Linked DNA regions of Homo sapiens: regions 1, 2 and 4 are each linked to region 3. Evidence: chromatin loops called from intact Hi-C (ENCODE). Cell type or tissue: Caco-2. All regions are shown on one strand. Each heading gives the region's core, and the rest is flanking DNA. Links, peaks and the distances in the headings are about the cores only. Region 1 has its middle 42 kb from the start of NEK3. Region 2 overlaps NEK5 (NIMA related kinase 5). Region 3 holds the start of NEK5 (NIMA related kinase 5). Region 4 has its middle 51 kb from the start of CCDC70.

What was found. Peaks named below come from ENCODE experiments on the same cell type or tissue, not always from the same donor. Only the 100,000 strongest peaks of a DNase experiment are listed, where the experiment ranks them.
Region 1: it touches region 3 in a loop (11-fold over the local background); 18 of 110 quality-filtered maps call a loop at or near these places.
Region 2: it touches region 3 in a loop (6-fold over the local background); 14 of 110 quality-filtered maps call a loop at or near these places.
Region 4: it touches region 3 in a loop (9-fold over the local background); 7 of 110 quality-filtered maps call a loop at or near these places.

Annotation. Positions count from the first base shown.
Region 1 is chr13:52,197,410-52,205,643 of GRCh38, forward strand. No RefSeq gene overlaps it. Among named protein-coding and RNA genes, the nearest start is that of NEK3, 42 kb to the left of the region's middle. In Caco-2, for the core only: a CTCF peak has its summit at 4,168 (motif pointing left); DNase peaks (open chromatin) are centred at 4,174 and 6,712.
Region 2 is chr13:52,067,114-52,075,347 of GRCh38, forward strand. It overlaps NEK5 (NIMA related kinase 5), which reads right to left. Exons shown (of 24, transcript NM_001365552.1): 20 at 4,831-4,957. Among named protein-coding and RNA genes, the nearest start is that of UTP14C, 47 kb to the left of the region's middle. In Caco-2, for the core only: no CTCF peak of the experiment used is centred there; a DNase peak (open chromatin) is centred at 4,128.
Region 3 is chr13:52,123,982-52,132,215 of GRCh38, forward strand. NEK5 (NIMA related kinase 5) reads right to left here and starts at 5,092. Exons shown (of 24, transcript NM_001365552.1): 1 at 5,048-5,092; 2 at 3,614-3,681; 3 at 3,385-3,523. The coding sequence starts at 3,501. LOC101929657 (a long non-coding RNA gene) reads left to right here and starts at 4,914. Exons shown (of 2, transcript NR_110306.1): 1 at 4,914-8,076. In Caco-2, for the core only: CTCF peaks have their summits at 3,949 (motif pointing left) and 5,096; DNase peaks (open chromatin) are centred at 3,970, 4,368 and 5,030; H3K4me3 peaks cover 1,608 bases.
Region 4 is chr13:51,909,105-51,916,162 of GRCh38, forward strand. It overlaps a transcript of TMEM272 not described here and the pseudogene CTAGE3P. Among named protein-coding and RNA genes, the nearest start is that of CCDC70, 51 kb to the left of the region's middle. In Caco-2, for the core only: no CTCF peak of the experiment used is centred there; a DNase peak (open chromatin) is centred at 3,177.

The DNA of each region.
Region 1 (8,234 bases), core at 1,922-6,921, 74 kb after region 3:
GATTTCTAATGTAGCCACTTCTAGAGAACATCAAAACCATTTTTTTTTTCAGCAGTGACTACTTCTGGACGTGAGTGAATTTTCATTAGTCAACCTTATCAAAGAGTCCAGGAGAATATATTGTTGTTGTTTATAGAGTGTTAATATATTGCTACATTCAGAAGCTCAGGAAAATGAAAGAATGTTAAGAAATCAGAATATTAAGGCTGGGCGCTGTGGCTGAGGCCTATAATCTCAGCATTTTGGGAGGCCGAGGTGGGCAGATCACCTGAGGTCGGGAGTTCCCAACCAGCCTGACCAACATGGAGAAACCCCGTCTCTACTAAAAATACAAAATTAGCTGGGCGTGGTGGCACATGCCCGTAATCCCAGCTACTCCAGAGGCTGAGGCAGGAGAAGCACTTGAACCCAGGAGGCAGAGGTTGCGGTGAGCCAAGATCGCGTCATTGCACTCCAGCCTGGGCAACAAGAGCGAAACTCTGTCTCAATAAAAAAGAAAAAGAAATCAGAATATTGTTTCCAGCTATTAATAATTCACGGTGCTGCAGACCTCTTGAATCATCATTAAGTCAGAAATCTAAGTGAAAATAGTGTTGCTCTTGCATTCAGTTGTATTATAAAGCACTTAGCACTGGATATTATGAAGTGTTTTTCTGTGTTCCAAAGTATAGCATATCTTTGGAGGAGTCCAGCATGAGAGCTTAGGATCAGTCCTATCCTGAGACACAGATAGGCATTCTTTGTTTTCTGCAGTGGGATGAGCAGATAGGAAGGACCAGCACCAAGAATCTGATTTGCTCTGGGGGTTGCATGGATGCAGAAGAACCACAGAGAAGGGGTTGGTCCAGCTGCCCAAAAGAAATCTTTGAAGCCCATGCTGACCAGTATCTAGAGTCCAGGACAACAGTTCTATTTACTGCCATACAACACAATAATGCTCACCCAACTTTTATAATCACCACCCTGATTCCAAAACATTCTATGAATAAATGATCATTTGAAAGTTGATAGCCAATGATTAGAAGTGGGAGTCAATGACTAGTGAAAAGCCGAAAAACTATGTTATGCATGGTATTCATAATAGCGTAGAAATACTAAAAATAGATAACTCTTACAAAGTTACAAAAATCACAGCAAAGATATTAAAATAGCACGTTACCTTAATGGTACAAGCAATTTCAATTCACCTTAATGAACTTCTCATGATATTTAATGTACCCCAGATTCATTTCTAACATTATTTAATTACTACATGAATTCTAAGAAACACTTAGATCTAGTAAATAATACATCTTGGAAAGATCTAAGTGAATAAATAATACATCTACAAAGATTCAGAAAAATTTAGAATATTCTGTCCATCTGCATGAAGTAATCAGTAGTTCATGCTAGTGGATCACACACAAAAAGGTAAACCATGAAGCCACTTCTCCCAAGTGACAGGATGGCAGAACACGAATGTCATGGCCCAGGTGAGGCTTACAGGCTCTGTCGCTACTTTGCTTGTGCAGCAAAATGTATCCTATTCTGCTGTTTGTTTTATGCCATTTTCCATCATACCTACTTTGTCTATGTATTTCACAGGCAATCAAATGTAATTTATTTTATTAATTGCTTTTTAGTCACGAGAATTGCCCATATACGTGACTTCATTTCCCAATAAATATGTCTGTAAATTTGTGTCTTTTATGTTCAAAGTAATCCTTTCCCCTAAAATCAACTCTGAATTAACTTTCAATGCCTCTGTGTAAAAAAAGTACATAAGACTGTTTCCAACAAAATCGGGGTGCAGCATAAATACCTGCAATGTGGAAATGAGATAATAACACCACTGACTGCCCACTGCACACTAAACAATTTACATCCTCATCTCATTTAATTTCCTCAATGACATCAGGATTATCCAACAAGCGCAGTCATGTGTCTCAGCAGGTGTATGAAAACCTGTAACAAGGAGTCCAGGAATGGTCAATATCTGGAAATCCAACTAGCCAGGCCAGCAATGGCCTCAGTTTTCTGAGGTTTGCTCTTTGTGAAATAAGCCTGCAGAATAAACCCAGTTGTCCAGCAGTTTCAGCTACCTACTTCAATTGACTTGTGTCTCTACTAGCAAAAGTATTAATGGATTATGGACATCTTTCCAAAGGCAATGTACTAGCTAAAGGCACAGAAAGAAGGAGAGAATGAGGCTGGATGGACTTACTGGGGGCATAACTCATCGTGAGGTTTCCTGATCTGGGTGAGGGATGATGTGTGTGGTACATACTGGATGTGGTATTTCCTTTTTTTCTTAGGTGGATTAAGAGCTGTTTTGTCGGGCCGGACGCGACAAAACAGGGATCACGCCTGTAATCCCAGCACTTTGGGAGGCCGAGGCGGGCGGATCACAAGGTCAGAAGATCGAAACCATCCTGGCTAACATGGTGAAACCCTGTCTCTACTAAAAATACAAAAAATTAGCCGGGCGTGGTGGCAGGTGCCTGTAGTCCCAGCTACTAGGGAGGCTCAGGCAGGAGAATGGCGTGAACCCAGGAGGCACAGCTTGCAGTGAACCAAGATCACACCACTGCGCTCCAGCCTGGGCGACAGAGCGAGACTCCGTCTCAAAAAAAAAAAAAAAAGAGCTGTTTTGTCTCTGCATCTTTCAAGTTGGGAAATTTTTATCTTTCTTTCTGGATCTGTCTGTCTGTCTATCTATCTATCTATCTGGATAGATAGATCTCCAGCTGGTCTATCTTATAAACCAGATCAAACTACAGTATCAAACACAGCCTAAAACAGCACTTTAGGAGGCCAAGGTGGTGATTACTGAAGCCCAAAAGCTTGAGACCAGCCAGGGCAACTTGGTGAAACCTCACCTCCACAAAAAATACAAATAAATAAATAAATTAGGTGGGCATGGCGATGTGTGCTTGCAGTCCCACCTACTCTGGAGGCTGAGGTGGGAGGATTGCTTAAGCCCAGGAGGCAGAGGCTGCAGTGCCACTGCACTTCAGCCTGGGTGACAGAGCAAGAGCCTGTCTCAAAAAAAAGAACGGCAGCAAAAGATGAACATAAGTGCATGTTTATATAATATATAGGTAGATGATATTAGTGTAACTGTATAACACTATGTGAAAAATGAAGCTTTAGTCCCCTTGGAATACACAGGTGAGTATGACTTGTTCCCTGCTTCAAGGGGCTGGTGATCTAGCAGAGATCACAGATGTGGAGCAGGTAAACTAACAAGATAGGCAATGCAACAGGTGCCAGGCCTGTGGAGGCCCAGAGAGGTTGCACCCAGATGGATGAGTTTCCTAGATTTCATTAGCTTCTTCACAAGCGCTTTAGTGCCCAAAGCCAAAGGACAAAGTAAGAGGGAGGGGCACGGAAAGCCCCTCAGCAGCAGGAGGACTTATGGGAGATGGGACGGAAGATGAAGTGGTTTCGTGCCCTTCAAATTAGATTGTCTAGGTACTTGTCTTTCCCCTCCACGTAAGACGACTCGTTCTTAGTATATTCATGTGTAAAACTGCCTTGGATTTTAGGTGCATGGAAGACCAGGATCATGTCACACTAGTGTGTATTGCACAGCATATGACATAGAACTATGTTGAAACAGTGCTTAGCACATGACTTTTGGAGACGATAGAGATATGACCAGGCAGAACTGTCCTCAGGTCAATTTCTAAAGTGCATGAGAGTACTCTGGTTCCCCCAGCCCATCCTCTTGCCTTCTTGTACTCATTCCCCCCGTCCCTTGGCCCCTCTCTATGTTGCCTTTTAGCTTCTCAGAGCCTCCTTGCTTTGGGTCTCACCCAGGCCTGACACCCTTGCCGAGACCTCTCTAAATTAGCCTTTCGTCCCCTCTCCTACCTGTCAAACTGCTCTCTCATCTATCCACCAAGGGGAGGGCTATGTTGTTAAACTAACACTAATGTATGAAAGACCACATTGCTAGCTTACACTTGTACTATCTCATAAAAGTTAATTTTTAAAAGAGGTGCTTTCAAATTTCAATAAGCAAAGGCTTCAGCTGAGATTATTTTCTTTTTGCTTTCCTGGCCTCTGAAGTTATGCTTTCAGGAAACTGCTTCTCTGTCTAAGTGTTAACCTAAGCTGGCCCTTAGATGCATTTGTTATGTTCAAGTGCCCTCTGGAGGCAAACATAGTCTCTTGTTAGATAAAAGACATGCCTGCCAACGACCCACAAATGATTGGCCCCCGTGCTGTGGGGTCCATTCATTCCCATCTTTGTGCATTCCCAGCACAGCCCTGCCTCAGGGCCTTCAGCTTAGGCATGGAAAATTCTTTGGCCTGGAATAGCTGTCCCAAAGATTGTCCCATGACTGATTCCTTCATACCATCCACTTCAGCTCAGCAGTGCTTTCTCAGCCGTGCACCGCATCTAGCCAAGTCGACCTTCCCACTCTGTCATGTCGCGCTGTTTCCTTGTCTTCCGGCACTCAGCACTATCTGAAATAATCTTCCGTTCACTCAACACGTTCATCAAGTGCCTGACCTAGGCCCTGTCTCATGCATTTGGGATAGATCAAGGTACAAATGCAACATGTTCCCTGCCCTGGCGGAATGTACAGGTCTTGGGAAACACGTGGTTTCCTTTCTCATCATCAGCCTCCCTGCTGGAATGTAAGCTCAGTGAGAGCAGGGACCCCTCATCAAGGGGCAGCCTCATTTACTACCTTATCCCAAGAGCCTAGAATTGTGCCTGGTACATCCTTCATGGTCAATCAATATTTGTGGAATGAATAAACAAATGTTTATATTAGCTAGACACAGTGGCTGAGGCGAGAGGTTAGCTTGAGGCCAGGAGTTCGAGACCAGCCTGAGCAACATAGTGAGACCTCTGTCTCACAAAGAAATCTTTTTAAGTTTATATTTTCTATCAGGATACACAACTAACATTTTAAACTTATTTTGCTGTGACAAAGTTCATTCATTCCATTATCACAAGTCTATAAAATGAGACAAACTGTATACCTCATTATTATTCAAATGATCCATAACAACAATAGTTAGCATTTATTGACCACTAAGTATTAGACACTATAATAGTGCTTTATATGTATTGTCTCATCTTCACAAACTTTCCTGAGGCAAGTAACACCATTTTTCACTTTTAAGATGAGAAATTTGAGGCTTACAGGAGCTTCTCACTATCACAAAATCATCAGGTGGGAGAGCCAGCTTTTGAGGACCGGACAGTCGACCCAGAGTCCATGCTGTCAGCCTCCTCCACACAGCTATGTTCACATCAGGAAGTCTGTATTACTCAGCGGCTCCCTCTACCATCCTCTAAAGAAACCCTGCACTCTCTTAGCAGGGCCTGTGAGACCCCTCAAGATCAGCCCTGCCTCCTTCGCTAGTCTCCTTCCCATTACCTCTCCTCCCACCCTGACGGGAGCCCCTGCAGCTCCCAGACGCGGCCATGCCTTCCCCCATCTCCTTGCCATCCAATGCTGTGTTCCCTTCCTCTTCCCTGCCTAACTCCTACTCCTACTTCAAGGCTCAGCTCTTGCCCCAAGCTCCAGAACATTTCCTGGTCCTCTGGGCTGGGTTCTGTGACCATGCTCTACTGCTCCCAGCCCCCTGTGCCTGGCTTTGTGATTCTCAGTGAACGAAATGAGGTGCGGCTTTTCATCTCCAAATTTCCGGTTCTTAATTGGAACAGAGAAATTGACTAAATACTTTGAATGATGAACATTTGGGAATTGGCCATGTTTTACAAATTTAGGCACAGTGAGGCAAACAATCCCATTGTAAATAAGAGGGTTAGTGCTGGGCACAGTGGCTCACACCTGTAATCCCAGCACTTTGGGAGGCTTAGATGGGAGGATTCTTTGAGGCCAGGAGTTTGAGAACAGCCTGGTCAATATAGTGAGACCTCCTTCTCTACAAACAAACACACAAACAAAATAATTAAAAATTAGCCAGGCATGGTGGCACAGGCCTGTAGTCTCAGCTACTTAGGAGGCTGAGGTGGGAGGATCATTTGAGTCTCGGAGCTCAAGGCTGCAGTGAGCTATGGTCACGCCACAGCACTCCAGCGTAGGTGACAGAGCAAGACTTTGTGTCTTAAAAAAAATTAAAAAGGTTAGAATGTGGTCCATGGAAGTCCTCAAAGGTACAATCGCATGAAGCTGAGAAGCAGCAGCATGGAGCAGGGGGTACTCAGACCATCAACTGGCAGAACCAGATCTTTCCTCTCATTCCCACCCCAAGAGACTTTTCCGACTCATCCAGCTGGAAGCAGAGAGGCTAGGATTTCCCCCTCAGGTGTCTGACCCAGAGCTTGCATGCTAATCTCTAAGGCAATGGCATCTCAACTCTGCTGGGCCTTTATTTGTGTGTCCTTTCAATGGTTATATTTGCCTGTATTTGCCCAGAATAACTAATTTAATGAAAGCATTTTAAAAAGATGTTATAAATGGCTAAATATCTAGTGATAGGTGCCATACAAATATTTAGATACAAAGGGTCTAAATCCAGATTATTTTTCTGGGGGAACCATTATTAATGTAATGATAAAATAGTACATTGTGGAAATGTACACACAAGAGAGAAGGAGAGAGAGAAGAGAAAGAGAGAGAAGCTGCATACACTTGCTATTTCACAACAATGATGCAATCCAACAGTTTACAAAGATAATTCCTTTAGACAGATACTGACTAAAACTCACAAGGGGCAGGGCCCTGGGCCCGGCAAGGAGTTAGTCACAGCTCCTGGGCCTCAGCAGGGAACACTGAGTAAGATACAAGTACTTGCCCTTCCTGGGCTTGATAGCTCACAACTGTAATCCCAGTGCTTTGGGAGGCCAAAGCAAGAGGATTGCTTGAGACCAGGAGTTCAAGAGCAGCCTGGGCAACATGGCAAAAACCCATCTCTACAGAAAAATACAAAAATTAGCTGGGGGTGGTGGCGCACGCCTGTAGTCCCAGCCATTCAGGACACGGACATGAACCTGGACCCAGGAGTTCGAGGCTGCAGTGAGCTGTGATCATGCCACTGCACTCAGGCCTGGGTGGCACAGCAAGACTCTGTCTCAAAAAAAAAGTATTTTCCCTTGAGGTTGGAGCCACAAGGACCACGAGTTTAGCAGGGGCTCCTGCCGGCTACTCCAAGCAACTCTCCCAACACTCACTGCTCTCTTCTGCAGAAACAAACTGCTTCCATTTCCCCAAACGTGCTCTGCCGGTTCACACCTCTGTGCCTTTGCATGTTTCCTTTGACTGGGATGCTCGGTCTGTGCAGAGTGGACATGTGTCATGTTTTTTGGCTGCCTAGCATTGTTTGAAAACCCCAGCTATGTTCTGGAAATTTCCTAACACATGAGTGAGTCCTACCTCTCCAAGGCAGATGCCAGAGATCCCAATCAGCCAGGCTTCTATGCAGAGCAGGGTACAGGCACATGACCCAGCCTCCCTCCATCAGCTGCATCTACATGAGATACCAACTTAGAGATAAGCAATCCAAGGCAGTGGACGCAGTGTGAAAGTGATGTATCAGGCAAAGCTGGTAACACAGGCAAACAGCTTAGAAGGAGCAAAGGTTACTGGGCTGTGGCCCTGGTATGAGAAGGGGCAACATCGCAAACCATCACATCCAGAGCTCTAGGGGGGCAACAGCAGTGGTTTCCACTGCAGGCCAGGTCTGCGGTGGGCATAGGGCCTTGTTGCAGGAAGCTATTCACGGCATTCCACCTCCCCATCCAGCAAGTAGAAGAGTCACTCTACAACCTTTTAATCCTTTTAATCAATCTCTTCTGTGCTTCTGTTGATTACAACTAAAAGCCTGGCTTATTTGCAACTCTCCTGGCCCCTGGAGTAGATGATACACCAACTACATTCATCCTCATAACAAAGGACCAGATGCCATTTATGTTGGCATGGAGGTCTCCTGTGGGCCTCCGCTGAAACTTCTATTCCATCCCTCACTCATTTCCTCCGGGGATGCCCCCCTACCCACACACCTCTTGCAGCATACCCACCCCTGAATTATAGTTGCTTGTTTCTTCCTCCTCTGCTTCGACAATGATTTCTTTTTTTTCTTTTTTTCTTTTTTTTTTTTTTGAGATTGAGTCTCACTCTGTCACCCAGGCTGGAGTGCAGTGGCGTGATCTCAGCTCACTGCAAGCTCTGCCTCCTGGGTGCACACCATTCTCCTGCCTCAGCCTCCCGAGTAGCTGGGACTACAGGCACCCGCCACCACACCTGGCTAATTTTTTTTGTACTTTT
Region 2 (8,234 bases), core at 1,637-6,636, 57 kb before region 3:
AATTTCTGTAATATATTTTGACATTTGGAAATGTAAGTACCACTTCACTGTTCTTCTTTTTCAAAATTTTTGGCCACTTAAGAAGCTCCAGGATTCTCCAACCTGCCAAGATCTCCCTATACCATTAAAAAAAAAATCCTACTGTGGTTTTGATTGAAATAGCCATAAATCCACATATTGAGGGAGGAGAAAGAAAGAATCAGTTAGGCAGGCAGTTAGGGCAGGTCCTCAGAATTCTTTCAAACAAAAGAACAGTCTGAAAAATCAAGCTGCAGACACAGATAAGGGAACTAGCACAGGAAGCTTGCCTAAAACATGCCCACAGCTGCACAGATAAGGGAGCAAAGTCCAACACAGAAATGCCTTTGTTCTTTGTGCAATCAGTGGGCCTCTAGCAAATAGTTCCTTCTCCTTTTGTGGGCATGTACATGGTGGGCCCCAGTGAGCACATTCCTTTCCTTTTTGGGGCATACTTTGGACTGTGAGCCAAGCCTCTGTGAACCATCACTCCAACACTCAGCTGGTTGTGGGCCAAGGCTCCAACTGGTCTTTACACCACGTCATTTTTTTTTTTTTTTTTTTGAGATGGAGTCTTGCTTGCTCTGTCACCCAGCTGGAGTGTGACTGGAGTGTGGTGGCACAATCTTGTCTCACTGCAACCTTCACCTCCCAGGTCCAAGTGATTCTTGTGGCTCAGCCTCCCAAGTAGCTGAGATTACAGGTGTGCACCACCACACCTGGCTAATTTTTGTATTTTTAGTAGAGATGGGCTTTAGCCATATTGGCCAGGCTAGTCTCGAACTCCTGGCCTTGAGAGATCTGCCCACCTCAGCCTCCCAAAGTGCTGGGATTACAGGCATGAACTACCATGCCTGGTCAACCATCATGTCATTTTCTGAGTGGTGCCTTTTCCAAAAACAACCCCTAGCCAGTCAGCATACTAGGAGAACAGGGTGGAGCTGCCAGAAATTCATGCCTTATGCAAATGAAACCCCCAGCCCTATCAGGTTCCTCATAAAAGCCTTTGTACTCAGCTGTGAAATGGCAACCCTCTTGGGTCCCCTCTCCACAGTGAAGAGCTTTCCTCTTTTGTTTATTAAATTTTCGGTCCAAACTCACCCTTACTGTCCACCCTCCTTATTCTTTTGGTCGTGAGACAAAGAGTTCTGGGTAATACCTCAGACAACGATACTGCAATATTTATTTGGAAAAAATATTTCCAATATATAGCACCGTTATTTCTCTCCATTTATTCAAGTGGTCTGTAAATACCTCAGTAAGGTTTTACAGTTTTCTTTCTATATGCCGCACAATTCTCATAAAATTTATTCCTAAGTGGATGAATACACAAATACACACACACACACACACACACACACACACTCATATATATTTGCTGTTATTACTATAAATGAGATCTGACAACCAACTGAGGAAAACATTTGCAATACATATTACAGGCAAAGGTTTGATTTAAATCAGTCTTATAAAGAAAAAAACAAACATGCCATTTTCAGTAGAAAAAAGGATGAAGGGCATGAGTACATAATTCATAACAGAAATATGAAGGGTTGGCCAGGCGTGGTGGCTCACGCCTGTAATCCCAGCACTTTGGGAGGCCAAGGTGGGCAGATCACCTGAGATCAAGAGTTCAAATACCAGCCTGGCAAACATGGTGAAACCTCATCTCTACTAAAAATATTTTAAAAATCAGCTAGGCGTGGTGGCGCGCACCTATGCCAGCTACTCAGGGAGGCTGAGGCAGGAGAATCGCTTGAACCCAGGAGGCGGAGGTTACAGTGAGCCAAGATTGTGCCACTGCACTCCAGCCTGGGCGACAGAGGGAGACTCCCTCTCAAAAAAAAAACAAAAAAAGAAAAAAGAAAAAAAAAGGAGAAATATGAATGGTCAACAAACATACGGAAAAATCCTTCAGCCTAAATAATAATTACAGGAATACAGATTAAAATGAGAGACAATTTTCAGTATACTACTGATGAAGGTTTTTTTTTCTTTCATCTAAAAAACAGCCAACCCCCTCTGCTTTTCCCAGCAAACTGATGCAAAGATAACCATTGAATTTACCCCTTACACAGTTGACTGCTTTCCCTGAGGCCATTAACGGCTCCTGAAGGGCCAAATCCCACTCACCTCATCTGGCCTTTCTCTTCCAGTTGATGCTGCCAATTCCTGTGCCTCCTCCATGACCTGTCTCTCCTCCTTTGGCTTTACTCTCTCCTGATTCTCCAAAGTTTGTTTATATAGTGGTAGGGTTATGTCCTAAGCTCCATTTCCTTCTCACTCCAGTCCTTCTGCATAGGTATTTTGACCATCACCAAAGTTAAAAACCACGGATATGCTAAGGGCCACCAAGCTATATCTTTATCCCTGATATGCCCCAGGCCTTCAGTCTTATATAGAATCTGCAACTGATGCTCTATAGACCTAAATCTCAACATGTTCCAAATTTAGATCACTACCTTGTCTCTCCCGACCCCATTACCCTCCATGTGATGTATTTTTGGTTGATGAAAGCTTCATGCATTTGAATTAGAAAACTGGGAATATCCTTGAGCCCCTTCTCTTCCTCAGTTCCCACACTCAGTATCTATTCTCCCTGCACCACTCTGGCTCATGCACTTGGACTCTTCTCCTGCCTTCAGTCTTGCCCTCCATGCCATCCTTTGCTCTGCAGCCAGCATGATCCTTCTCAATCACAAAAATGATGGCATGTGAAGCCCTGGAGGAGTGCGGACCTCCCTGACTCTCCACCCAGCTCGCACTTCAAACAGTGATTAACATTTCAGGCTCAGAAAACATGTTTTGTGACTTTTTTGCTCATAACACTTCTGTGATATTGAGAACAGGGCCCAGATTTCATTCATCTTTGAGCTCCCTACCAGTGAGCAGTCTTTGGCACAAAGGAGATCCTCAATAAGATGCCTGCTGAATGGAGATTTTTCCAGAAGGAAATGAGGCAGAGAGTATTCCAGGAAGAGGAAACTGAGCCAAGTCAGTTCTGTAAATGCTGTAGGAGAAAATGGGCATTCCAGCTGTAGGAGAAAATGGGCATTCCAGCAGGCTGTATGGATCCCATTTTCCATGGAAGGAAAGAGGCCATGCTGGGATGAGAAAAGTGGGTCACAGCAGAATTAGGCCATGTAGTGTTAAATGTGATAATATGTGGAATGGACCTTATTCTGCAGGTATTATCCAAAAAAAAATCTGAGCAGAGTAATAATATGCCAAGATAACTTTAGTAACTGATATCGTTTGGCTGTGTCCCACCCAAATCTCATCTTGAATTCCTGTGTGTTGTGGGGTGACCCAGAGGGAGGTGGTTGAATCATGGGGGCGGATCTTTCCCATGCTGTTCTCGTGATGGTGAATGAGTCTCACGAGATAAGATGGTTTTAAAAAGAGGAGTTCCTCTGCACAAGTTCTTTCTCTTTGCCTGCTGCCATCCATGTAAAATGTGACTTGCTTTTCCTTGCCTTCCACCATGATTGTGAGGCTTCCCCAGCCATGTGGAACTGTAAGTCCAATTAAACCTCTTTCTTTTGTAAATTGCTCAGTCTCAGGTATGTCTTTATCAGCAGCAAGAAAATGGACTAATACAGTAACCATTTAGAGAATGAAGGGGAAATACTAGAGAAAGAAGGTCACATAAGCAAATAAGGCAATACAGCAAGGGGAAGGAAAAGGGAAAATGAAAAGACAGCACTTAATTTAGGCACCTAGTATGTGCCAGGTCGTTTATACATCAAAACTCACTTTGGTCCTCACAATTACCCTGTGTGGTTATTCCTACTACTATTATCCCCTGTTCCTAAGGTGAAACTGAGATTCAGTGTTGGAATAACTTGTGAAAGAAAGGTCACATAACCAGAAGGTGGCAGCAACAGCTGAGATTCAATTCCCATCTGTCTCTGAAGCCTACACCACACTACTGAGAGATGACAGAGCCCTAAACCAGTAACAGAGAGAATGAAGGAAGAGGAAGACTCCAGAGACATCTCAGAATAGACACTATGCTAAGGGTGCACCCTGGTGACAGCACTGACTGTGAAGTTCTCATAAGATAAGTAAACAACAAAAAGGGAGGGGTCCCAGGTTGGGGGTGGGGATGGGGGAACAACTGTTCTGAGAGATGACTCATCACAGACAAGCTGCTGTCACATCCTGTTCCCAAATACCTCATTCCTTCCACATGTAGCCCAAGCAGCAAAACCTTATCTGCACACCTTATCAGCATGTAGCTCCTCCAATATGACCCTATAAAACTTCCCTCTAGCCCCTGCCTCTTAGCAGACAGCCTCTTCTCTGCTGTGCTGCCCATTGCACTCTTGCAACGTATCTCTGTACTTTAATAAATCTGCCTTTCTTTACTTACAATTGTGTTGATAAATTCTTTTACTGCCCACAACACTGGCCCCAGCCAGTTGCATCTGTGACACTAACCAAAATAAAGGGTCACTGGGAAGAGCACAGAAGAGCTTGACTTTACACAGCTGAGTTTCAGATACTGGCAACACTTGTCCATGGAGCTTCCCAGAAGACAATGAGAAAGACTGGTAAGTCTGGAGCTCCTGGGAGAAGCCAAAGCTGCAAGAGGGAGTGGGTATGGAGCAGGAGAGGAGGGCTGGATCTCAGGGAGTGTGGCCACTGCATGGGTGGCAGGAGAATAATAAGTGTGTTTCTGCCTTGCTTAGAGAGGGCAGAAAGGGGTCAAGTAACAGTGGAGCCGAGGCAGATGCATGGGGACAGAGTTCAAAATGGGTTGCTAATAAAACAGTTCCTTCTCATTTACAACTTTCAAGAAACACATACCTGCTTCTGGGCAGTGAAGTTTTTCAAATGCTTTGTCTGTATAATCTCCATGCTCCTTTACACATTCATATTCCTTAAACTTCATGCCATCCTCAAAGGTCAAAGTTTCATTTGGTATATCCATTGCCTAAATCAATTCCACAGTGTTTCATGATAAATTAGCCATATTTTGAAAGAAAGAAAAACCATATTTTCGTGTTCCTAGTAAAATTAATTAGCAAGGTATATAGTAAATATTCAACAAATGTTTACTAAACAAATAAATCCATAGAGTTTTAAAACTAGAGCTATGTTAGATAAAAACAGAAATGTTTTCATTTCTTCTCCATGTTAACAGTGTCAAGCACTGGTCATAAGGCAACTTAATTTTATCTAGACTTTCTGACTTCAATAGTATTCCACTTCAGCTCCATTCTACAGTGCTCTCAAGCTTTTCTCATTCATGCCCTGTTTTAAGTGTACAACATTCTTAACCAGCTCCCTAAATCTGCTCCTAGTATTTTGTAGTCAATACCAAAATGACCACTTCTGTTTCACGCAGATCAAAGCAAAGAATAAGAAAGAGTGGCAGTTAAAACTTTTTGGACTCCATTCTTTCATTTCAGCAGGGCAACGTCAGCACCTCACTTCACAGAAGCTCTGTGAGAGTACCACTTCTCAAGTTCCCACTCAGAAGCAGGTCCCCAGATCTGCTCCACTCTGATGTCTCACCTCTGGGGCATTTAGGAATTTATGGTTGAACAGAGGTGAATGCTAACTATCACCACTCTAATGAAGTCTTTATGTAGCAAATGCTCATAAAAATAAGAAATGCTAACATGAAAATGTTTTAAGCTAATAAAGAACATTAAATAAAAACTGAGCATCAGGTATAATTATTCATACTTATATTGACTTAAAAGGTGAATTCAGAAAAGGTAAAATGGAAAAATAAACCAATTAATTTTGACATTTGTTATAGGTCTGATAAAACCAGGATAAAAAAAGATTTTGAAATCAACTAATAAAATGAAATTTGGATTTACTGTATTGGATTTACTGTATTTACTCCTTGCTGTGGCAAGGAGAGCCCAAATGCATAAATGAGATTTACTTAAAGTTATCAATAACTAATTAAGACCTAAAATAAATGTGCCTGGTTTCAGGGTACCTGTTCAATTTTTTAGGTCAGTATATTAGTTGTTGACAATGTATCAGGTCTTCTATTTTAATTTGGCTATGATAAAAATTAATATTATGAGTAAAATAGCTCTTTTATTTAAAGAAAAGTAAATTAAAATGTAATAATTTATCTAAAGAAATAACACCAATAAAATAAAATGGGAGAATAAAAAGTATTTGGAGGACTCATTTGAACACCAAACATTTTTCTTTCCCTTTTTTTTTTTTTGAGACAGTGTCTCACTCTGTTGCCCAGGCTCGAGTGCAGTACAGTGATCTCAGCTCACTGCAACCTCTGCCTCCTGGGTTCAAGTGATTCTCCTGCCTCAGCCTCCTAAGTAGCTGAGACTACAGGTGGGTGACACCACACCCAGCTAATTTTTTGTATTTTTAGTAGAGATGGGGTTTCACCATGTTAGCCAGGATGGTCTCAATCTCCTGATCTCATGATCTGCCCGTCTCAGCCTCCCAAAGTGCTGGGATTACAGCTGTGAGCCACCGTTCCCTGGCCTTGAGCACCAAACATTTTTCTAGAAATATTTTCTAAAATTCTAGGCATCCAAATAAGAAAAGAAGAAGTCAAACCATCTCTTCACGCTTATGATACTATAGGTTGAAAACCCAAAGACTCGACCCAAAGGTTCCTGGAACTGATGAACAACTTCAGCAAAGTTTCAGGATACAATATCGAAGTACAATAATCAATAGGATTCCTATACACCAATAACATTCAAGCAGAGAGCCAAATCAAGAACGTAATCCCATTTACAATAGCCACCAAAAAATAAAATAAAATACCTAGGAGTACATCTAACCAAGGAGGTGAAAGATCTCTACAAGAAGAGCTACACAACACAGAAAGAAATCATACATGACATAAACAAATGGAAAAACATGCCACATGCATGGATTGGAATAATCAATATCATTAAAATGGCCATACTGCCCAAAGTAATCTATAGATTCAACACTATTCCTGTCAAACTACCAATGTAACTTTTCACAGGATTGGAGAAAAAAAAAACTATTCTAAAATTCATATGTAAACAAAAAAGAGCCCAAATAGCCAAAGTAATTCTAAGCAAAAAGAACAACGCCAGAGTCGTCACATTACCCAACTTCAAACTATACCATAAGACTACAGTAATCAAAACTGTATGGTACTGGTTCAAAAACAAACACATAAACCAAGGAACAGAATAGAGAACCCAGAAATAAAGCCACTCATCTACAGCCATATAATCTTTGACAAAATCGACAAAAATAAGCAATGGGGAAAGGACTTCCTATCCAATAAGTGGTGCTGGGATAGCTGGTTAGCTACATGCAGAAGAATGAAACTGGACCCCTACCTTTCACTGTATACAAAAATCAGCTAAAGATGACTTAACAATTTAAAAGTAAGACCTTAAACTATAAGAATCCTAAAAGAAAACCTAGGAAACACCATTATGAACATGGGCCTTGGGAAAGAATTTGTGATTAAGTCCTCAAAAGCAATTGCAACAAAAACAAAATTGACAAGTGGAACCTAATTAAACTAAGGAGCTTCTGCACAGCAAAAGAAACTATCAACAGAGTAAATAGACAACCTACAGAATAGAAGAAAATATTTGCAAACTATGCATCCAACAAAGGTCTAATATCCAGACTCTATAAGGAACTTAACTGAACAAGAAAAAACAACCCAAATTTTAAAGTGGACAAAAGATAGAAAGAGACACTTCTCAAAAGAAGACATACAAGCAGCCAACAAATATATAAAAGAATACTCATCATCACTAATTATCAGAGAACTACAAATCAAAACCACAATGAGACACCATCTCACACGAGTCAGAATGGCTATTACTAAAAAGTCAAAAAACAAATATTGGCGAGGCTGCAGAGAAAAGGGAATGCTTATGTAGTGTTGGCGGAAATGTAATGTAAATTAGTTCAACCACTGTAGAAAGCAGTTTGGATATTTCTCAAAGAACTTAGAACTACTGTTCAACCCAGCAATCCCATTACTGGGTATATATCCAAAAGAAAACAAACCATTCTACCAAAAAGACACATATACTCACATGTTCATCCCAGCACTATTCACAATAGCAAAGTCATGGAATCAACCTAGGTGCCCATCAGTGGTGGTCTGGATAAAGAAAATGTGGTACATATACACCATGGGATACTATGCAGCCATAAAAAAGAATGAAATCATGTCCATGCAACATGGATGCAGCTGGAGGCTACTATCC
Region 3 (8,234 bases), core at 1,805-6,804:
TCTCAAAACTTCTCTGAAGAGTGAAACAATATAAAAGCACAAGGCAGACCAGGCACAGTGGCTAACACCTGTAATCCCAGCACTTTGGGAGGCCAAAGTGGGAGGATCACTTGAGGCCAGCCTGGGCAACATAGCAAGATCCTGTCTCTAAAAACAATTTCAAAATTAGCTGGGTGTGGTGGCGCATGCCTGCAGTCCTAGCTACTCAGGAGGCTGAGGCAGGAGGATGGCTTGTTCAAGGTTACAGTGAGCCATGATGATGTCACTGCACTCCTGCCTGGGCAACAGAATGAAATCCTGTCTCAAAAAAAATGCACAAGGCAAACCCCACTTTCTACCTCAATAATAACAATTTGTGTCTTTCTTTGTACATATATGAACATATTTGTAGGTATACATATATATGGAGAATATATATATTTTTCCAAAGATTATATTATTTTACACTTACTATTTTCTCAAACATTGCAAACATTGAAATTTTCCCATGTCAATGCTTCACCTACAACATGATTGCTAATAGCCACTTAGTTTTTTATAAATTACTTAACAAATTACCTACTGTTGGACATTTGTTTTCTAACTGTTTATCTGTGGGGTTTTTCTTTGAATAAACTCCTAATTTCTTAGTTTTCTACTGAGTTTCAAATTTTTGTACCATGACTTCATATATGGATTTTATCTTTTTATTGATTTAATAAAAGGCTAACACCATTAAGTCAATACTTGCAAATATTTTTGGCACCTTCTCGATTTCTTTGAATTTATTTATAGTGTTTGTTTTGACATACAAACGTTTTCTATTTTTATGTAGTCAAACCTAGGCAACTCTTTCTTTACAGCCTCTGTCCCAGTGAAGGTTTGGGGGCATGGCTGGAGCATTATCAAAATTGGGCTGGAGCCACTTGAAGGATCCAAGTGACCCAGGGCCTCGACAAAAGGACTGAAGCAAATTCAAGGAAGAGGAAGAGTCAACAGTATTCGCCAAATAATTGAATGTGGAGAAGGAATAAGCTCACAAACGATCCCAAGGTTTTCAGGCTGGCAACCATAAGGACACTGATGACATTAATACAGCGCAGCACATAGGAGGTGAAGTGGGTCTGCTTACAACAAGGAAGAATCACTATTAATACTTGTTTTTGGGTACAATTGTGATACCGAGCCTCCAAGGTGGTCTCAATGATCGTCATCCTAAATTCTTGATGCACAGGATCTCTGAGACAATAAATGTTTATTCTTTAAGCCACTAAGTTTGGGGTAATATGCTACACAGCAATAGATTAATAACATAGATGTTGGATGGGTGTGGTGGCTCATGCCTGTAATCCCAGCACTTTGGGAGGCCGAGGCGGGTGGATCACGAAGTCAGGAGATTGAGACCATCCTAGCTAACACAGTGAAACCCCGTCTCTACTAAAAATACAAAAAATTAGCCAGGCGTGGTGGCGGGCGCCTGTAGTCCCAGCTACTCGGGAGGCTGAGGCAGGAGAATGGCATGAACCTGGGAGGCAGAGCTTGCAGTGAGCCGAGATGGCACCACTGCACTCCAGCCTGGGCGACAGAGCGAGACTCCACCTCAAAACAAAACCACAGATATTACCTGAAGTTATCTAGCTGGCAGAAGAAATGCAGAACTAGGGTACTGAAAGATGCCAGGGGTAGAGACAGAGATTTAAGAGAGATCTACTTATTGGTAAACACTGAAGTGGGGCAGTTTAGGTGACAATGGACAGAAAAAGAAAATCAGAAAAGGACACATGGTTGAGGACATACACAGGGCGAAGACAGAGATAAGCCTGAGGGAGAGCAGTCAGATAAACAAAAGAGAGTGAGCAGAATAATGTCATGGGAGGAAGCTATTGCGGGCCACTAGAATAAGAGGACATTATTATGAATATGCCATGGATTCACAAAAAGAGACCTATATTGGGAAATAAATCATTATCCCTGGAAGCCAGTCATCTACTCTTGAGCTTTAAGTTTGGGTAGGTTTTCTTGCAATTTTTTGTGGTAAGATAAAATTTATATCATTTTAACGATTTTTAAGTGTACAGTTCAATGGCATTAAGTATATTCATATGGTGTAACTTGGGTAGTCCATTTTGCACACACTTTGTATGGAACTTTTTATGCTACTCTCATTTATAAATCCTCTAGAAGCTGACCAACAAGACTTGCCTTAGAATTAATTCTAGCAAACAATGGACATTGTTGTCCCAATATATTATGAAATGAACATATCACTAAAGAGGGTGACATAAACACTGACCAAGGTGGATTTAGCAAAAATTATTAATTTTTAATTAACTATATTTATTTTCCAAAATCATTAGACCAACAATTACATATAGTTTTTCTCTATTCATTCAGTGCACTCAATAAATGTGTTTAGCACCTATTATGTGACAGGAACTGTTCTGCATACTGAGGAAGACAAGCAATAAACAAATGAATAATTAAGAGAGCAAAGTAATTGCAGAGCATTATACATGCTAGTAAGAAAATAAACCAGGCCAGAAGCAGTGGCTCAAGCCTGTAATCCCAGCACTTTGGGAGGCCAAGGCGGGCAGATCACTTGAGCTCAGGAGTTCAAGACCAGCCTGGGCAACATGGTGAAACTCCATCTCTACTAAAAATACAAAAAATTATCCAGGCATGGTGGCATGCACCTGTAGTCCCAGCTATTCAGGAGGCTGAAGTGGGAGAATTGCTTGAATCCCGGAGGTGGAGATTGCAGTGAGCCAAGATCATGCCACTGCACTCCAGCCTAGGTGACAGAGCGAGACTCCGTCTAAAAAAAGAAAAGAAAAGAAAACAAAAAAGAAACCAGGAACCAAGGTGGTGTGATAAGGTGATAAGGTGTGATTGTGGCTGGGGGTCTACTCTAGCTAGGATGTTTGCAGAAAACCCCTCGTAGAGGACCTGAATAAGGAGAGAGGAAGTGCACCACAGAGAAAAGTCAGGGCAACAGAGGAGGCTGGCATCTCACAGGGCCTTGCAGGGCACCCTAAGGAGGGCCATAGGAGCCACAGGGATGTGATCTTATTTCTTTTCTATTTTCATTAAAAAAATTTTTTTTTAGCAGGGACAGGGTCTTGCTATGTTGCCCAGGCTATCTCGAACTCCTGGCTTCACACAATCCTCCCACCTTGGCCATCCAAAGTGCTGGGATTACAGGGGTGAGCCAGTGCGTCCAGCCTCTTTTTAAAAATGAGATCATTGGTTGCTGTTTGGACAATGGACTTAGGAGGTTGAATTAACAAAAATCAATTATGGCTTAAAATTCGAAATTATAAAAAATAAAAATTTCCTTTTTATATTGGATTAAAAGCCAGCTGAATATCCCACTGAAAATTAACAGAAATTTGAACTTAACTTTACCTTTTCAAAATTGATCTCTTTTATGACACAGTGCTTGCTATCTGATTTCCCTTTAGCTAAGTATGCTTTCCCGAAGGCACCTTGCCCGATGGCCTTAATCACATCGTACTTATCCATGGTCTCCAATGGGCTGAGTTTCCTGGAATTAGAGTAATGTAAATTTATCACACACGTCTCATAAAGACTAACAAAGTCAGAAAACTGATGACTAAAGTGTAAAAGAACTCACTTAGCTAAAACTTTCCTCCCAGCCTTGCCAAGACAGAGACAAATAACTTTCTTTGTGGCCACAGATAACTGAAATGAGACAGAGTTTCTTGGTCAGACACGGGTCATAGCTCAGCTTTGATACACTTTTGCCCTGTATTCTCGGGTAAGTCACTTAACCTGGCAAAACCTCACTTTCCTAATTTCTAAAATGGAATAACAATACCTGTTTTGCAAGTTTGTTCTGAGAATGAAAGATACTATATCCGGTGTTTCGCACCTTTATAAAGCAGGAATGTCCTTAGGCTTGTGCACTTTTATAGTTCAGCCTTTCTTAGTGGGGACGTACTGCCCCCTAGGGGGAATTCTGGAAATATATGGGGGTGGGGAAGCTGTTTCCCCAAGATTCAGAGGCATGAGGTTTACAGGTGGTTGGGGCCTGAGATGGTAGGATTCTGCGATTCGAGAGACAGTCCCGCACAATAAAGGATTACCCCGCGGCCCTACAATCTTGGAGAGTCTTCCTATACATTCCTGTGCGTGGAAAAATCCGTTTGTGGCTAGAACCAAACTCTATTTTACATCGAAATGCTAAGTATTTTTGCAGTTTTAATGAACACTTCTTTTTTTTTTCGAGGAATGCAACTACATGTAAATCAAGGCTTGATTGCACTTCGGTTTGGAGGTTTACCAAGAATTGTTCACCATTTGGGAAAACCACGCGCTTCACTGGCCACGCTGCTCCTGGTCCCGGAGACCCAACAATCTGCATTTGCTGCCGTCACGTTCAGGCGACTCCCCAGGCGCGGCTACTGGCTACTTCTCTACATTTTCCAAGGGTAGTAGTGCCAAGCATTTTCAGATTGAAATATGTACTTTCTTACTTATTGCTTTCCTTCTATTTCCTCTTTATGCTACAGTTAGGGCATAATACAGTTTTGTTGTTGTTGTTAATGGGGTGAGCAGGGGGCTTGTTTTCGAATAATTTTACGTCAGGGTGGGAAGTCGGTACTGGGTTGCAGGGGGCTGGGAACCAGCTCCGCAGCCAGGAGAGGCTGCAGACACCGGAGGATCGGGTTCTGAGAGAGACGCATACGGACTTGGGGCCGGGGGTGACTCGCCGGGAACTGAGGGCCCGCGACCCTCCCGCCCAAGTGGCACCAAAGGGTGGAAGCCCCCAAATTAGGAAAATTCCTTCTCCCCTAGGGCCGCCCCTGGAAGCGGCCGCGGGTGAGTGGCAAGACGCTTACCCGTACCCGACCTCCGCGTGTGGAGCGTTGCCATAGAGACCGACGCGCCCTGGACGCTACACCCACACAGCCCAGGACGCTAGGCCTTTTCTGGGCCGCCCCCGCCGCCCCAGGCCGAAACTCCATCCCTTTCCCCCACCCTGCCGAGCTCCCGAAGCCCTGTGGCGGCTCCGGGCAAGAACTAAGGGCGGCCCCTGCAAGCGTACCTGCTCCGCCGGCTCCGCGGGGCCAACGAAGCGTCCCGGAAGGATCCGGGTTCCCGGGGCCGCTGCGCCTCCCTGCGGCCGGGGCGGAGCCGCGCAAGGAAACGCGGGCGGGGCGCGGGTCTGGAATGGCCTGGGGACCAGTCCACCTCGAGGCAGGGTCAGGCGCCAGGGAGTTTGGAGACCCGGCAGAGTCACCCCGCAACCGTCCCGTTGCCTTGGGTCGGGATTCCTTTGCTTTGCAGTCTACAGTAGCGCTCCCCGCTCTTGCTTAAGGTGCACCAGACGCTTCGCAAACGTTCTCTCTTTTCTTTACAACCCGTCAAGGCAGTAGTCTCCCAGTTTTACAAATGAGCTAAACTGATACAGGAAGAGTGTTTCTTGTACAAGGTCTCAAATATTGCCAAAAGGTGGACGTGAGACTGGAACGGCTTCCTACTCTTTGGGCCACAGCGGCGGCCTGCCAAGGGACTTTCTAACGAAACCGGCGCTGCCCAAGCGTCTGCACTCACGCCCAGTGCTCATCCCACCCTGCCCCATTCTGGATTTGCACATCAAGCTGCTGTCTAAAATGTTTAAGTAGTTGAAAAAAATGTAATTTTCAGCAATTGTAAATAGTGACGCAAGTTAAATATATCCAACTGAATCGAAACACTACAGTAATATGGTACCCTCCATCGTCCACCTCACACACACACACAAAAAAAACCCACAAAAAACTCTTAAAAATCCTAAGTTTACATCATTACTCTTCCTTCTTAAAATCATCTCTCCGCCGCCCCCTCCCCGTCCCTGCCACAAAAAATTTCTTCTTCTTGTAAGCACTCTAGTCAAGTTGGATTAGGGCTGAACTAAAGGCCTCATTTTGATCTAATTGCATCTTTAAAGTCTCTGTCTCCGAATATAGTCTCATTATTAGTTATTGGTGTTAGATTTCAGTGTGTGAATTGGGGGTGGCCGCGGCGGGGGTGAATGCAGCCCGTAGCAGGAGTCCAAAAGTTGTTTAGCAGTTGGAATATCCAATGTTAGTTTCTTTGGCAGTGAAATTCCCTCAAAATATTAGTAGGTATATGATCTACTTGTTTTTGTTTAATTACACGTGTCAGTGACCACACCCAAATTTCTTCCCTAGAATTCTTAGACATGCTTCATTAAATCATATCTTCATTCTACTTTCCTGATAGAATTTTACCCGTTATCTTTTTCATACTTGAAAGTCTTATTGATCATCCTATCATACTGCTGAAAGAAGTACAGAAATGGAAATTTATATTTCCTGCTCATAGAATTTTAGTTTTTCTGGATTAAATTGTTAAAATTACTAGTACTACACAATTGATCACAATAAAATGTATCACAATACTGATAATTATTAAATATAAAAAATAAAATTGTATTGAAAATTCATCTCTTTAAGACCTGGATGGGCTTCCCATGCACCGTTAGTTCCTGTATCCATAGATGAATGCTAACTTCTTGCTACAATGAAGTTTAACACTGATTCTCTTCCATTTTCTTAAGGCTGTAAGTGCTGAGAAATAAGTACATAGGAATGAAAAGTTTTGTTAAAAGTGTCCCTCAATTTTTGTCTAGTTGTATCTCAAGAATCATATAGTAATCTGTCACCAAAACTGGTTTATAATCATGAACTGATAATTCCATTAGTCTTCTGAAATTTTATTAAAAGCAAAACCCCATAAGCCATTCTGATTTTGAAAAGGATTTATTATCCAATACTTATCCAGTCTCTCAGTAACTGTACATAATTTCAAGTTTTTTTTGTTTGATGGTTTTGAAATGTTTATGCCCTTGGGCAATGCCAAGATTGAAGATGACTAAGAGGTATGGAATACAGTATATATGGAAGCTGAGTACCTGGAAATGTCCTTAAAACTATCCATGCCTGCTTTAACTTGAAAAATCTTCAAGAGAGTAGTAAGCTAATTTCAAAGAGCTAACCCAAGTAATTTTGGGAAATGGTATTTGACTGGAAACTATGAGACAATAGGAAAGATACATAAACTCTGTACCTTAGTTGGTAAATTTGTTTCTCCCAGGGGTATGGGTTAATGATTTGGAAACTGCTTTACAAATAGACTAGGATTGAACAGCTAAGCAGATGGCGGATGGTACAAGCCAGTTTTCTCATTGTCAGGGAGAGAAGTTACAGAAAAGCGTGAGAAGAAGGCTAGAATGAACCTTGTAGTACTGGGTTAGTTGGAGACATCAGTATGGACCCATGCTTAATTTAATGTATGTACAGATGGAGAGATACAGAAATAACTGTAGAGATGTCTGGATGGATATACAATTATACAGTGTATACAGGTTAGTATACACATATATACTTCCTAGCTCTGTCTGCTGAGAGGGCCTAGAAGCAGTGACACCCCAGGAGCAATAAGCACACCCAGCACCCAGATCTTGGTTTCTAAACCAGTGGGAACCTTGTTGAAATGGATGATTTTGGGGCTGGGGCAGAGAAGATAAAGATGAGTCTGGACCATCTTGTAGTGCCAGAAAGGAAGTGCTCCAAAAGAACCAGCGCACCTCAAAGGGACACAGGAGGTGACCTGAAACAATTCCCAACGGCCAAAGCTAGAACAATTTAAGCAAGAAAACAAACGACTTATTATTGGATTATACTCCCACCCCCAGAGGTGGAGATTAATTCCTTTGCATTTGACTATGAGCTGGAGTGTGTGACTCACTTATAGTGAACACAGCATGAACATGGAAAATTATGAAGTTGATAGTGAAGAGCCTGGCAGACACTGCCTTCATCAAGTGATCAAGGTGAACGACACCAGGAAGAAGTCATGCTGATGCTCCCTGAAATGATGTGATGAGAAGGGCACTTCACCTTTGTGATTTTCCCCAAAATCCATAAGCTTAGTCCAATTGTGAGACAAACCCAAATTGAGCAACAGTCTACAAAATACCTAAGCAGTACTCAAAAATGTCAAGGTCCCGAAAAACAAGGAAAGATTTAGAGACTGCCAGAGACCACTGGAGATGAAAGATATCTAAATGTAAATACAGCGTATGTGTGAGGTGGAGGGTTGGTTCTATACCACAGGTTTTACATGTTAAGATTTAAAAACTGTTAAATCTTTAAAAGATGTATATATTCCAGATTTCAGCAACTGCTTGTTAATGACCCTAAATGTATTTTCCCCCTACTCTTCAC
Region 4 (7,058 bases), core at 196-5,195, 220 kb before region 3:
TTTGGAACATCAAGTGCATAAGGATCTTTTTCTAAAAGTTTAATTTTAAACTCTGTTTCAGCTAATTTTTGTCTTTTGTGAGCATTTTCTTTCCTTAAATCATTGAGGTTTCTTTCAGCAGTCCATGCTGCCAAACAATTATCATGTGCTTTTTTCTCATGGTATATAATCTTCCCTTGATAAAAAAGAATAGTTCTCTCAAGTTCTTCTTCAAGATCTTTGGCTCGCTTTCTGCAGGTCTCCAGCTCTTCAGTGGCATGGCTGATCATTTCGTCTACTTTAGAAAGTTTCTCTTTCTCTAACCGGTTATTTTCCTCTACTATTAATTTCCTGTAGAGTTTCATTTCATTTTCTTGATATAACTCAGTCATTAACTTTCTGTTGAAGTTTCTGATTCTCACTTTCAAAATGTGTGTTTTCCGACTGCAAAGATGCTTGTTCCGTCTGAAGATTTTTAATATGCTCTCTAAGCTCTTCCTTGGTTTTATCAACTTCAGATAACTGAATATAAATTGGTTTCTTTCTCCTTCTAAGGTTGTTAAAGAAGCATTTAACTTAGCAGCATGAATCAGTTTCTTCAAAGCTCCTTTTGGAGGATTATCTAAGTAAGCACCATCTTTCAATTCACTGTTCATTTCTAATTCCAAGTTACCATCATCCGTTATGTCTTCTTCCAGCACAGCAGCCTGATCTTTGATCTTTAGCAAGCGTTCAGTCAGAGTCTCGATGTGATTTTCTTTATCATTTAGAACTTGTTCTGCGTGTACTTTGGAGTCTTCAAATGTTATTTTCTGTTTATTAAGTTCACTCACTTGTTCTTTCCATACTTCAGCTTCTTGCAAAAGCTGTTTCTGGCTTTCCTGAAGTTGACAATTTTCACTCGAAGCATCTTGTATTCCTATCTCCAGTTTTTCTTCATTCATTTGAAATCCCTTGAAGGTCATTTTGGCTTCAGTTAGTAGTGATTTGAGGGATTTTGACTCATCTTCTAGAGACTGTATCTTTTTGGAAATATCTGCCATCACCTCATCTTGTTCAGAATGTTTAGATTTCTCTTCTTTTATCCCCTTTTCTAGACAGAGTATTTCATGCTCCAGTTCAGAATTGGACCTGTTCAGCTTTTCACAGTTTGCCTCCAGACTTTGTGCTTCTGTTGCCTCCTTCTCAAAGCTGGCATCCTCTAAAGATGACTCTACTTCATAGCCTTCATACTCTTTTTGAACAAGGCTAAATTTTTCAAGTAGTCTACATTTTTCTTCAATTAGTCCAGAAAGCGCTATAGCAAGCTCTTTCTCTCTTCCCACATAAAGCCGACTCCTAACCGATCTAAAACTTCTCCACAAAAAAAAGGGAACAGCAACAAATCCAAGGACAGCTGCACATATCACCAATTCCCATGGAAAACCATAAGGATTCGAATTTGGTCTCACACCTTCAGGCAGTGCTGCCATAACCCTGGGTAGCAACTGCAGGACCAGCCCCAAGTACAGCTGAGGGGTAGCCCTAGGCTCCTCCATAGTGCCAAGGCTGCTCTGGCAGTGGCCAAAGTAACCATGGCCTGTCGAGGCCACAATAAGCGGCAGAGAATACACAGCCTTCTGTTCGGAACTCAAATCTGCGCCAGGCAACCGGAGCGGACCACTGCGGAGTCAGCTGCGGGGGAATCTGGAGGACACGAGCACCCACAGGCCTGACAGGCCCACGCTGCCCACCCCAGCCCCCTTGTTACACTCTACATCCTGAGGCAGCGCTAAAACCTGTATTTTAAAACAATACCACATGCAGAGAAAGACTCAGGTGACCCAGCATCCCAGCTATGCCCATCCCCAAGCTGACACCCTAGCTAAATGCAGTCTTGTGCATGAGCCCAGGTGAGGCCAGCAGAAGAAACTCCCAGCTGACAGAATGATAAGGAATAACAAATCATTGTTTTAAGTCGCTAAGCTTTGGGGTCTTTCATTATGCAGCAGTAGCTAACTGAAATACCTGCCACCTTATCACTTTGGTGTTTCAGTATCTGTTGCCTGAAATCATTACTTTGGGTGCTTGACTAAGATTATGCCCCATGGTAAATTGTGATAAGTAATTTTACAGCTAAAATATAAATTTTCTGATTGACCATTACGTCATTGAAGAGAGATTTATTAAGCTCCTCCCAGATGAGGCAGATTATGCTTTTTAGGTTAACTCCTTCCAGGAAAGGGCTCACCTCTGCCTAGCATGATCCTCAACTGTCCCATGCACGACTGAAAAACACTAGTCTCATCCCCAGAAGATCCAGGGCACTTAAAACAGTGCTGTCACATAGAGAGTGTTCCTCTTAACTGTCCATCAAACATACCTGCTCTGTGTCCATTTCTGAAACACTGGCAATCCTTCAACACAGATGATGCCCTGCCCTGCAATGAGCCATCACCTCCCGCGCATGCACATATCTTCAACTCATCCGGAAAGCTTGCTCCTTCAGGAGAGGAACCAACTACCTAGCAAAATGTCCTTCACGTACTAGATGTTCTATAAATATTTTTGCTTAATTGGTTTCTGGAGACTCTGGGTTTTTTGCTTTTTGTTTGTTTTTGCTAGGCACCAGTTGGCTGCTCTAAGCGTGGGCCCACGCTGACCTGACAGTGGGTGTTCACATTGAAACAGAGGTCACATCTGCCACTCCCTTGCCCACAGCCTCCATTGGCTTCTAAACTTGCCCGAGACAGAGCCTCCCGGCCCTCCATGCACTGCCCAGCTCCATCTCCTCCTCTCCGACCCACTCCCTCCCACTGCTCTGCTTCTGCCTTCCCCTCCTTGCCTTTCCCTGAACACAACAAGCCCACTGCTGCCTCAGGGCTTTCCCGCTTCTTTCCTCTGCCTGGACCACCCTTACTTCGGGCACCCACATGGCCACTCCCTCAAGGATCTGTTTGAATGTCACCTGTCAGTGTGGCACCTCCCACCCTCACCCTAGCCTTGCAGGCTCTATCTCACTTCCTTCCTTCGTCTTTCTCCATAGCTGTCTTCCTCCATCATGGTCTGACAAACCACAGATTCATCTATTTGCTGATCATTATGTAAAGGTCCAAAAGGGCCAAGATGCGGTGGTTTTCCCTGTTTTTCCAGTCCCGAGCACAGTGTGTGCAGCAGGTATTCGGTAATTATTAAGAAGTGAATGGACACGAGAGGGAGGCAGAGCTCTTGAGACCTGTTTCCCATTCACGCTTGTTCTTTGTGCTGCTACCAGTGGCTGTTCTGCAAACAGCCTTCTCCGTATCACGTGGGGGCAGCAGCCTCAGGAGCACCGAGCCATGCCTGGCACATCCTCCACAGAGCTCCCAGCCCACAGTACATTCTCGGGAAACTGATCTCTTACTAAAAGCTGTGGGGGACTGGAGAGAGGGTTTATGTGGTACACCCCTTGGCCACACTTTCCAAATTTCCCTCTAAACGCCTTTCTCTTTCTTTCACTAAACTTCCTCCCTAATTATTGCCAATTTGTTTCTCTAGGACCACTCCAGGAAGCCTCGCCAGCCCCTAGACCCAGTAAGTGATGCTCCACAGCTCCACATGCCCCAGACATGTGGGCTACCAGTGGCACTGACCTCGGTGTCTGCCTACTGACCCCTGCTCATCCACCCATCACGGCTTTGGAAGCTCAAGGGCAGCGACAGTGGCCCCCATGTCCAGTGCAGTCCTGGCACACAGTTCACATTTAATGCACGCTCACTGAATGGATGAATGAATACATACACGAATGAAGCAGAAAAAATACTTAGGAATCTGAAAAGTTAGACGGATGGAAATGACAATAGAAGGAGCTTCAGAGTTAGAAAATTAACACTTGTGAACCCAGGATTCTGCCTGCCATTCAGGACTAACAGGTGTCCACTGAACAAAGCTTTCCAAGGAAAGCAATTTCACAGCTTCACCACTTCCTCTTTCTGGGCAAAGCCTGTTAATTCACACACCAAATTAATAGATGAGTGGGCAAACTGCATTCTCAGGGTTCAGTCTGTGCTCATGTTATCCTAAAGCTAACGCTTCGTGTGGAATGCAGTTGAGGACCTCGGGTTGAAGGTGAAAGCTCCTCCCCCTACTCTTAGACATCCCTTTCCCCCAAATGGCAGGGTCAGGAGCTTCAATCCCTTGCATAAAAAAATTCTACTGAGATACACTGAATTTTAAACAAATAACCAAGGAGCTAAGTGAGGCAGTTTGCTTTTACCAGTGGCATTTTGAAATTTACCAGGAAGGTTTTTAAAAAATAGTATTGGCGCCAAAGAAATGGGAGGGGTGTTCCTGAAAAGGGCAATGCAGCAGAATGAACCTCTTGGAATGACTGTAATTATATTGTCTCCCTGCTCTCTAAGCCAGTGACAACGTGTGCTTACTGAGCTCTTCCCTGATGAGCAGGCCCCTCAGTCCTCTTTTTCTGGATTTGCAGCTGCATTGCAGGGGCAGCTTAAAATAACCCAAACCCAGGCCAGGCTGCAACTGATGTCGGACGCTCTAGGCTACAGGGCTTGGGGCAGCACCACCTAGAGTCTGCAGCCATTATGGTGCATGTCCTTCTGGGGGATGCTAATGACCAGGAAGTCTCCAGAGGATTGGGCCAGCCAGGAAATACAGCCTGCCCTCATCTATTAGCCTTTTCTCCTGGAAAAGATGTCTGCAGTACAAACATCTGATGCCTCTGGGAAAGAAATACTGCTACACATGCTCTAAAGATGACAAATAAAATCACCACAGCCTGTTGTCATCAGGCAGACCTGTGGTGATCAAGCAGCATGGCTGGGATTTTGGGTGCATTTGGGAGGACCCGGCAGAAAGAGAATGCCAGAGGCTGTCAGCCTGCTGCACAGCTGCAAACATGTTAAGAGAGACAGACAGGCAAAGCTGACATCTGTCAGGGAACAATTAGCTGCCATCAAGCCCTTACCTCTGTTCAGCCCTCTGCAGGTGTGAGATGTTTGCAGATGTCCTTCTATTCTAACACAGTTTCTTCTTCACACACATTGAGAAAAAAGGAAGCTGAGAGTACATGCTGCAGGAAGAAGTCACTTGATTCCCAAGGTCAGTTCAGCTCAGGAACAACAATCACCAGTTCCACGGGTGCTACAGGCCAATACATGCAGAGTTGGATCGTGTAACTTGTCATATAATGCCTCATTTAATCCATGAATAACTCGATGAGGTGGGTCATATTAAGCTCGTTTAATACATAGGGAAATTGACGCTTAGCAGGGCTGAGCAGCACTGTCACCAAGGTGGAGAAAGCCAGGCAAGTAGAGGTCAGCCAGGTATGTCTGTCGCAATGGAAACGCCAGTGTTCTCCTGCTCACCTTGCAGGTCTTGAGACTGACTGCAGCATCTCAGGCCAATTCAGGGACAGGGGACAGGGGCTGGAAGGGACATTCCTCTTGGGGACCCAGAGCTGACTCCTGGGATTCCCCACTTAGCCCACCTGCCACCATGTAAGGCGGGCGATGGAGCTGTGAGTTCAGCCTCTGACTCTGCTACTCTGGGCAACTCCCACAACCTCCCTGAGTGGCAATGGTTAATTGCACTGTCTGAGAGCTGGCCATAGAGTGCATTAGCTGAGAGATCCTGGCTCCTCGGAGTGTGGCCCACAGAGCAGCAGCCTCACAGCACCTGGGCACCAGCCCACATCTACTGAGTCAGAATCTGAACTTTAACAAGACCCTGACTCCAGGGGCACATGTTAGAGTCCAAGATGCCCTTTTGAGGCCCACGTTTGAACTCCAGCTTCAAATCCTGGCTTGGCCATTTAGTGGCTGTGATTTCGGCTGTTACTTAATTACTCTGTCAAGAATCGATTCAGGTTTTGTGGGCCTAAATCTTATACAATCTGGAGTATTTTCCTTAAGAAAAGAAGGATATAAAATTACAAATACAAAATTAGGTACAAAAGTGATGTTTAGAATGTAAATACTTCACGGCAAATTACAAATATTGAAGAGCTGGAAAGTACCGCAAAAACAGTAAACAATAAAGAAAAATCATTTCATGTTTTTATCAACCAATACACTTCTGCAATACTTTTATCCTGTGCTTTGGGGCTCTGATTGACTTTTCATCTGGCTATGATTTCATAAAAGATAATTCAGCCTTTTCCCTAGCAAGGTTGATAGAAATGTTTCATTATCGATAGTTGGAATGTGTAGAATATGCCACTTCACGCATAGACATACTCATTAGATACAGCACTACTATTAATTTCTGCCCTAAAGATACAATAGCTGCAGTGAATTGTATTTCTTGGAATTGCCATTGAAAAAGAAAACAATGCATGATGTGCTTAAAAGTATATAGGCCACATTAAGTATGTTCCTGACAAGAGAGACCTTTGTTGATGAGAATCAACTCTGCTAACAATTTTACATGTCAGATAATTGGGAGAATTCTCCAGAGTAGCTTTGAACTCCACATGCTACAGATCTGGGGTTCCTCTACTGTTCATGTTCCTCTACATATACGCAGAGACACGCCCCTGTCACCATGCCCCTGGGTGAGTCACGAAGTGGACAGTGGGAGTAGTCCTGGGTCCTGGAAGTCATTCCTATACAGGGAGCACTTGATACACAGAAGTGGTAGCAAATCATCTGAATAGATCTCACTCATTCAAACTAATTGTATGCCCAACTCAATGACCTTTTCCCCTTAAAATCACTGACACGTGGCCGGGTGCGGTGGCTCATGCCTGTAAATCCCAACACTTTGGGAGGCTGAGGCAGGCGGGTCACGAGGTCAAGAGATGGAGAACTTCCTGGCCAACATGGTGAAACCCTGTCTCTACTAAAAATACAAAAATTAGCTGGGCGTGGTGGTGTGCACATGTAGTCCCAGCTACTCGGGAGGCCGAGGCAGGAGAATCACTTGAACCCGGGAGGCGGAGGTTGCAGTGAGCCAAGATCACACCACTGCAGTCCAGCCTGGGTGACAGAGGGAGACCTCTTCTCAAAAAGAAGAAAAAAAATCACTGACACTTAACACTGGGAACGTGTATGTGCTGGAGGGGACACCGGCATGAAGAAACCTATCTAAACCAA